Linked DNA regions of Homo sapiens: region 2 is linked to region 1. A link is a loop called in an ENCODE intact Hi-C map of the cell type or tissue named here. Cell type or tissue: endothelial cell of umbilical vein. All regions are shown on one strand. Region 1 overlaps GABRR2 (gamma-aminobutyric acid type A receptor subunit rho2). Region 2 has its middle 25 kb from the start of GABRR1.

Region 1 (4,000 bases):
TGCTTAGACTTCCTGGAGCAGATGTAGCTATTTTAAAGCTGCTTATTAGTATAACTTTATTTTCGTAAAATTCCTTGGCAGGCTTGCCCATGACGAATCCCCGAGGAAACCCAAGAGCTACCAGAAATATGGTGGCCTCTTCTTGACCTTCCGTGGGCGTCAATCAGGTTGCGGTTGGAAGGGAGATGAGTCACAGGCCTGTAATCTGCCACCTGCTTTTCTCCTTCTGCTTAGCAGGTGTCAGAGCTCAGGGAATTTAGTGGGAGGCTTTGAGGCCTTTTAAAATGCATAGGCTTCTGGGATAAATTAATTTCTTAATCCCTTAACAGTCACACAAGAGGAAGGTCTGGCAGCTGGGTTTTTCAGAGGGGACAGGAACAAATGTCTGTCAGGGGTTTTACATACATTATCTTGTTTAATCTGGACAACAACCCCATATGTGGGGATTACTCTCCCCATTTTATAAACAAACAAATGGAGGCTCAAAGGATTGGTGACCTGCCTGGAGGTCACAGCTACTCCTTTTTACTGCCCCAGAATGATAGGACCTACTAGAGGATCAAGGGCAGAGAAAAAGGAAAAAGGGAAGCCAGCCCGCCTGGGTCTGTCTTGGCCAAGGTTCATCAACTGAAATTCTTGGTGCCTCAGTTTCCCCAAGAGGAGAGGAAAGTTGGCCCAGGGATCTCATACATTCTGCTATTCTTACCCCACTCTCTGCCTAGTCAGAGCAGATGACTGATTCCTTTCCCAGCTGCTATGGCCTGAATGTTTATGTCCCTGACAAATGTGTATGTTGCAATCCTAACCCGCAATGGGATGGTACTAGGAAGTGGGCCTTTGGAAGGTGATGAGATCCTGAGGGTGGAGCCCTCACCAGTGGGATTAGTGCTCTTAGAAAAGAGGCCCTAGAGAGCTGCCTTGCCCCACCCACTATGTGAGGTTACAGTGAGAAGGCACCGTCTATGAACAGAAAGTGGGCCCTCAGCACACATGGAAACTGTTGGCACCTTGATCTTACTTCCGGCCCCTGGAAACATGAGAAATACGTTTCCATTGTCTATAAACTGCCCAATCTATGGTGTTTTGTGTGAAAGCCAGAACTGACTAAGACACTGTCCACCTTCTCCATAGCATTTCTCTAGTTCCTGGGAAGGACACCCACTGGCCATGCCTCCCCTCCCTGACCCCAAGACTAACAGAGCACCTTTGGGGGCAGGTGTGCAAGAAATCTTTGTAATGAGTTAAGCTCTTGTTGCTGCACTGGAAAACAGGTGACTCCATCAAAACAGCAAACTCCCAGGTAGTCATGGCAACAAAGTTGCAATGCCTTGTTCAGAATTCCACTCACACCCAGACACACACACATGCCAAAATAGTGCAGAGGGAGGGCCACACTAGGACTTTTGAGGATCCTGGGCACCTCTGCCTTCATGGGCCTCTTCCTCTATAAAAATGACAGAGGAGCTATTTTGTGTCCTGATTCTCCTTGCCTGCTCTTATATTTGTAGGACAAAAAAGTTGGCAGCTGCAGGGCCTGTCTCCTTTGTGAATGTAAATGGCTTAGTCACTGGTGGGCCCTCTTTAGTCAACGGCCCTCTCCACTACTTCCTGCTCTTTTCTCCTTGGGAAAATTAGGGACTCAGGAAATGGAGTCAGATTTATGTGAGTGGGAAAATTGCACCATCTGAGGAAGCGCTGTGCCAGAGGGAGCCAGAGAGGGCAGCACATCACATCCCTGGGGCCAACCTCCCACCTGGCATCAAGGAAGAACAGTCCTACCTCCGAAGGCGGGTCTCATGCTGAAGTCGTGCTCGTCCACTCTGAGAAGCTGCTGAGGCTTTCCCTTCCGGATCTTGGTCACATCAAGGTTCTTCTTATATAAGTGACTGTGAAGACAAGCAAGAAACTATTTTCCATCGGCTCTTCAATGCATTGAGTGAGATGATTTGGGCTATTACTCCCTGCAAGATCTACCTGTTAGGTACCTTTTCTCCATTCTACTTCTTGGCCCAGGGGAGAAGGAGGGCTGAAGGACCCTCCACACACACGCCAGATCCTCACAGGTAGACTGACCTGAGGACCAGGTTCTTCTGGAGCCTTCTGAAAGTGGATGCCCTCCTGGGCAGGACAACATTCTACCTTGGTAAAGGCTATAATTGGATGAAAATGGTTGGATTGGCTGCTAGCTAGACTAATAAAGAAGAAAAGGGAGAAGATCAAAATAAACACAATTAGAAATGAGAAAGGGGGCTAGGTGCAGTGGCTCACACCTGTAATCCCAGCACTTTGGGAAGCTGAGGTGGGCAGATTGCTTGAGGTCATGAGTTTGAGACCAGCCTAGCCAACATGGTGAAACCCCATTTCTACTAAAAATACAAAAATTAGCTGGGCATGGTGGCACACACCTGTAGTCCCAGCTACTCAGGAGGCTAGGGCACAAGAATCACTTGAACCAAGGAGACGCAGGTTGCAGTGAGTGGAGATTGCGCCACCCGGGTGATAGAGTGAGACTCTGTCGCAAAAAAAAACAAAAAGAAATGACAAAGGGGATGTTACCACTGACCCCACAGAAATACAAATAACCATCAGAGACTACCATGAACAACTCTGTGTACACAAACTAGAAAACCTAGAAGAGATGGATAAATTCCTGGACACATACACACCCCAAACCAAATAGTGAACCAGGAAGAAATTGATTCCTTGAATAGACCAATAATGAGCTCCGAAGTTGAAGTTGAATCAATAATAAATAGCGTACCAACCAAAAAAAAAAAAAAAAAAAAAGGCCCAGGACCTGATATATTCACAGCCAAATTCTACCAGATGTACAAAGAACTGGTACCATTCCTACTAAAACTATTCCAAAAAATTGAGGAGGCGGGACTCCTCCCCAGTTCATTCTATGAGGCCAGCATCATCCTGATACCAAAACCTGGCAGAAACACACACACACACAAAAGAAAGCTTTAGGCCAATATCCTTGATGAACATTGAGGCAAACAATCCTCAACAAAATATTTGCAAACCAAATCCAGCAGCCCACCAAAAAGTGAATCCACCACAATCAAGTAGGCTTCAATCCCAGGATGCAAGTTTGGTTTAACATACGCAAATCAATAAATGTGATTCATCACATAAAACTAAAGACAAAAGCCACATTATTATCTCAATGGATGCACAAGAGGCTTTCGATAAAATTCAACACTCCTTATTAAAAACTCTTAATAAACTAGGTATTAAAGAAACACACTTCAATACATATGTGACAAACCCATAGCCAACGTCATACTAAATGGGCAAATGCTGGAAACATTCCCCTTGAAAACCAGCACAAGACAAGGGTGCCCTCTCTCACCACTCCTATTCAACATAGTATTGTAAGTCCTGGCCAGGGCAATCAAGAAAGAACAAAATGAAGGGCATCCAAATAGGAAGAGAGGAAGTCAAACTATTCTTGTTTGCAGATGATGTGATTCTGTATCTAGAAAACCCCATAGTTTTGGCCCAAAAGCTCCTTCAGGTGATAAACAACTTCAGCAAAGTTTTGGGATACAAGATCAATGTAAAAAATCACTGGCATTCCTATATGCCAACAATGGTCAAGCCTAGAGCCAAATCAGGAATGAAATCCCATTCATGATTGCCACAAAAAGAATAAAATGCCTAGGAATACAGCTAACCAGGGAGGTGAAAGATCTCTACAATGAGAATTGCAAAAACACCACTCAAAGAAATCAGAGATGTCAGCAGCCAGCCCAGCCCGCCTGCCCGTCCGCAGCCGCCTGCCAGACACGCCCAGTATGAGGGAGATCCTGCACATTCAGGCCGGCCAGTGCGGCAACTAGATCGGGGCCAAGTTCTGGGAAGTCATCAGTGATGAGCATGGCATAGACCCCAGCGGCAACTACGTGGGGAACTCGGACTTGGAGCTGGAGCAGATCAGCATCTACTACAACGAGGCCTCTTCTCATAAGTATGTGCCTCGGGCCATTCGTCG
Region 2 (4,000 bases), 58 kb before region 1:
GACTACAGCAATAGCCGGGAACAGTGGCTCACGCCTGTAATCCCAGCACTTTGGGATGCCGAGGCGGGTGGATCACGAGGTCAGGAGATCGAGACCGTCCTGGCTAACACCATGAAACCCTGTCTGTACTAAAAATACAAAAAATTAGCCAGGCATGGTGGTGGGCGCCTGTAGTCCCAGCTACCCGGGAGGCTGAGGCAGGAGAATGGCGTGAACCTGGGAGGCAGAGCTTGCAGTGAGCTGAGATAGTGCCGCTGCACTCCAACCTGGGTGACAGAGTGAGACTCTGTCTCAAAAAAAAAAAAGAAAGTATTACAGCAATAGCCCAAGAGTTGTAGCCTACTGGCCTGGCCTGCAAATTTCACACTTGCCAGCTCCTAAAATCACATAAGCAATTCCTTGAAATAAATAAGCAAATAAAGTAGGATATATAGCATATATAATGTATATGATTTTATATACATATACATACAACCTACATATGATGCTATACCTGGGCACCTCAGACTAGCCCTGGGGGCCTGCCTGGAGCTCTGCTCCCCACTTTGCTGGCTTGGCTTTGCTCATTCTTTAAATCTCAACCAAAGCTCTCCCTGACTGTTCTACCTAAGTAGATTTTACATCTGTTATTTGCTGTCACTTCAATTTGTTCTTTTCCTTTGAAGCATGTCTAACTACTTTTTTATTGTTGGTCTCCCCAAGGCTTTAATAATCAATGAGACATATTTATTTTGCTCACCACTTAGAACCTTGCCTGGCTTACAGTAGGTGTTCAATAAATATTTAACGAATGAATAAATTAACCTATCAAATGCCTAAAGCTTTTATTTCCTAAAAAGGAAATGCATAAATACATTTAAATTTTTTCTGAGTTTAATTCTGAAGTATTTTCAAAATATAGGAAACAATTTCAGATGTCCATATATTCCTACATTTTAGGAAAAACGTCAACAAGGGTTGAAATAAAAAGTATTTCTGATTAGCATTGATTTCATTTTTAAAAACCCAATACCATAATTGCCCCAATTTTTCTCACCTTGAAAAGTCTATCTAAACCCAAACCATTATGTGAAGCTCATCTCCTCCATAAAATAACCTCTCCTGACCACAGTAGCTCACTGGGAGCTCTCTTTGTCCATGTACCAGTGGTATTTATTTTGTACCACATGACTTTAGGGTTTAATTATTTGCTGCCTAAAATATTTGGCTACTGTTTCACATATTCCTTGTTAGTCCTCTTTCTCAAAGGACAATCTAAATGGCATCACTGTATTTTATTCATCTTTTTATTACAGTCAGCACCCAGAATAACACTTTGTACACTATTGGATGAAAAATTACATTTCTTTTTGAGTTCTTATTTCTCACCATTTTTTGTTTTTGAAACGGAGTTTCGCTATTGTTACCCAGGCTGGAATGCAATGGGCATGATCTCGGCTCACTGCAACCTCCACCTCCCGGGTTCAAGCGATTCTCCTGCCTCAGCCTCCCAAGTAGCTGGGATTACAAGCGCCCACCACCACACTTGGCTAATTTTTTTGTATTTTTAGTAGAGATAGGGTTTCACCACATTGGCCAGGCTGGTCTTGAACTCCTGACCTCAGGTGATCCACCTCCCTTGGCCTCCCAAAGTGTTGGGATTACAGGCGTGAGCCACTGCACCCGGCCTATTTCTCATTGTTGATCAAATAATAAACATCTCCTGCTTAAAGGCCTGGCTCACAAAAACCCACAAATAATAAATGTCTTACAACTACTCAGACCAATTATCTGGTGACTCTCTGAGCAATCCATTAAATACTTGACCAAAATCCTTCTTAGGAAGTTGGGCACTTTAGTCTCCTTCCAATGAGGCAACCCCTACTTCTTACTTTTGCTAGCTCTTTCCACCAGGAGCCATAAGTGATTTTTAAAATGTAATCTCCAGTTTAAATTAGAGGTTATAAATATGAACTATCAATGAAGAGTCAGTAAGAATATATAACGTGCCTTGACTGCTGTTTCCAAATGCCCTAGTGGCTTTTGTGATCAAGAGACACAAACTCATTTTGGAAGCATAGCTGAATTTGTAATGGCCTTCAGCCATGTACTTTCTCCACCAAGGGGCATTAAAATCATGACTACCATGATTTGATGGAAAAGGGAAGGAAGGAAGGAGGGAAGGAAGGAAGGAAGGAAGGAAGGAAGGCAGGCAGGCAGGCAGGCAGGCAGGCATGCTCTTCATATTGTAAACCTTTAAATTAAAATGCATATCCTGTGGGAAAGTGCAGTCCTGTCTCCCTCTGCTGGAATCATAGTAAAAATTGTTTAAGGCAACCTTTTCTTCATTTCCAAGCCTGCCTTTGATTGAAATCCATAGGCTTCTAGGCTCAAATACAGACTCACAAGAAGTCCCCAGGCTTCTTTTTGATCAAATTCGATATGCTTGTCAGGTTTCAGGGACGTCACTAGGGGCAGATGTGGTGGTGAAAAAAGGAAATGTTGTGAGATCAATTAGGCTTAAAGCCACGGTGGCAGTAAGAAGCCCTTCATGGGGGCTGCTAGGATGGAAGAGGTGTGTGGAAATGGGGTCCCCTCAGCATGTTGTCTGAGGACTGAATACAAAATGCAAGGACTTCTTTTGTTGTGCCCCCCAGCAAATCCAACTGCCTTGGAATAATAATAGTTTGCAATTGAATGGTGCTTTGGCATTTACAAAACATTTTCACATCAGTGATTTCATTTGGCCCCAAGAACAAGCCCTTGAAGTAGGCATAGCAGGTTACTACCTCCACTTCCTTGAGGAAGCACCTGAGGCCCAGAAACATAAAGTCATTTGCCCCAGGACACATGATTAATAGATAGGAAAACCTGTGCTTTTGATCCCGGGCTTGGGCTTTTTTGTGAGCTCTGTCCTCTCCTGCCCCTTCCTGAAATGGCTGATCTGTAAAATGATTTTATTTGTGACACATTCTCCTTATTTACCATGTTGCCCAACAGGACATTGTGATGACAACTCAGATCTTTTAGTTAATTAATTCCAGATTCTTCCCTGCTAATTAGAGGAGCTGATTCATTGGAATGAAATAGAGGCTTGGGGGGATGACAAGAATAAATTCTTTGAATGAGAAGCCACATTAGAAACTGTCAACTCTTGAAGAAAAGAAAGAGTGTGATTTAATTTTGTGATAAAATACACAACACACTTAAATTGAACTCATGAGTAAAGATACAATAGGAAGAACAACATAACACAAGTTGTGTGATTTAATGTATTACTATTTAACTTTTTTCAGCATGTGATTGTCTTGACTCACAGAGTAACTTTGATTGCATATAATTTCTTAAAATAAGTTAATATAAATTTCACTGTCTTTTAATCTATTGAAAAATGAAAACAAAATAAGCTTCAGAGTGTTTTCATTCATCTTCATTTTTTTTTTTTTTTCAGATTATTTGGTTCTTTGCTTTAAGGGAAAGAGAAAACACGGGCTCTTTATGAACCAGTGGAACTAATTTTTGTGGACTTCTGCCTTGTGAGGCTTAGGGCTGGGCTTTCCCTAGGTTATGCTTTCCCTAGGGGCTTCTGAAGTCACCATGAATCTTGCTCCATAACCTGGGCCCAGGAGAACATCCAGGGCAGCTTGGATGTGACTATAAATCACAGGTTTGTGGGGATTGCAGCTGATCGTTGATGGCATGAACTTACCTTAGGCATCTTTAAGAATCATGACTATTTTAGGTGGGATAGATGTTGGGGCTCCTCTAAGTTAATCTACCTCATTTACCAACAGCGAACTCATTCAGATGGGTTATTCAGTGTTGTTTGCTTTCCCCAAGTGGCTATAAAGTTGTAGGAGCTTCTTGTTTTTTATTAGTACCATTTAGGTACAACTGGTAATTTCCTGTCCCTTTCAGTCAATGCTGGAGATGGAGCCAGCCGATCTCTAGTGATGTGGTCTTTGGGGCTGTGACCTCTGCTTCTAACTGTTCTGTAGAAAATGCTAAAGTTGGCAATGCA

Evidence for each region. Hi-C counts contacts between places; a loop is a spot of excess contacts. Peaks named below come from ENCODE experiments on the same cell type or tissue, not always from the same donor. Only the 100,000 strongest peaks of a DNase experiment are listed, where the experiment ranks them.
Region 2: a loop joins it to region 1, with 3 times the contacts of the local background. A loop is called at or near these places in 1 of 110 quality-filtered maps.

The regions. Positions count from the first base shown.
Region 1 is chr6:89,297,980-89,301,979 of GRCh38, forward strand. It overlaps GABRR2 (gamma-aminobutyric acid type A receptor subunit rho2), which reads right to left. Exons shown (of 9, transcript NM_002043.5): 2 at 1,780-1,886. It also overlaps the pseudogene TUBB3P1. Among named protein-coding and RNA genes, the nearest start is that of GABRR2, 15 kb to the right of the region's middle. RefSeq lists enhancers at 1-549, 1-244, 671-740. In endothelial cell of umbilical vein, a CTCF peak has its summit at 1,689; DNase peaks (open chromatin) are centred at 132 and 1,562; H3K27ac peaks cover 2,153 bases.
Region 2 is chr6:89,240,479-89,244,478 of GRCh38, forward strand. No RefSeq gene overlaps it. Among named protein-coding and RNA genes, the nearest start is that of GABRR1, 25 kb to the left of the region's middle. In endothelial cell of umbilical vein, a CTCF peak has its summit at 2,288 (motif pointing left); a DNase peak (open chromatin) is centred at 2,303; H3K27me3 peaks cover 259 bases.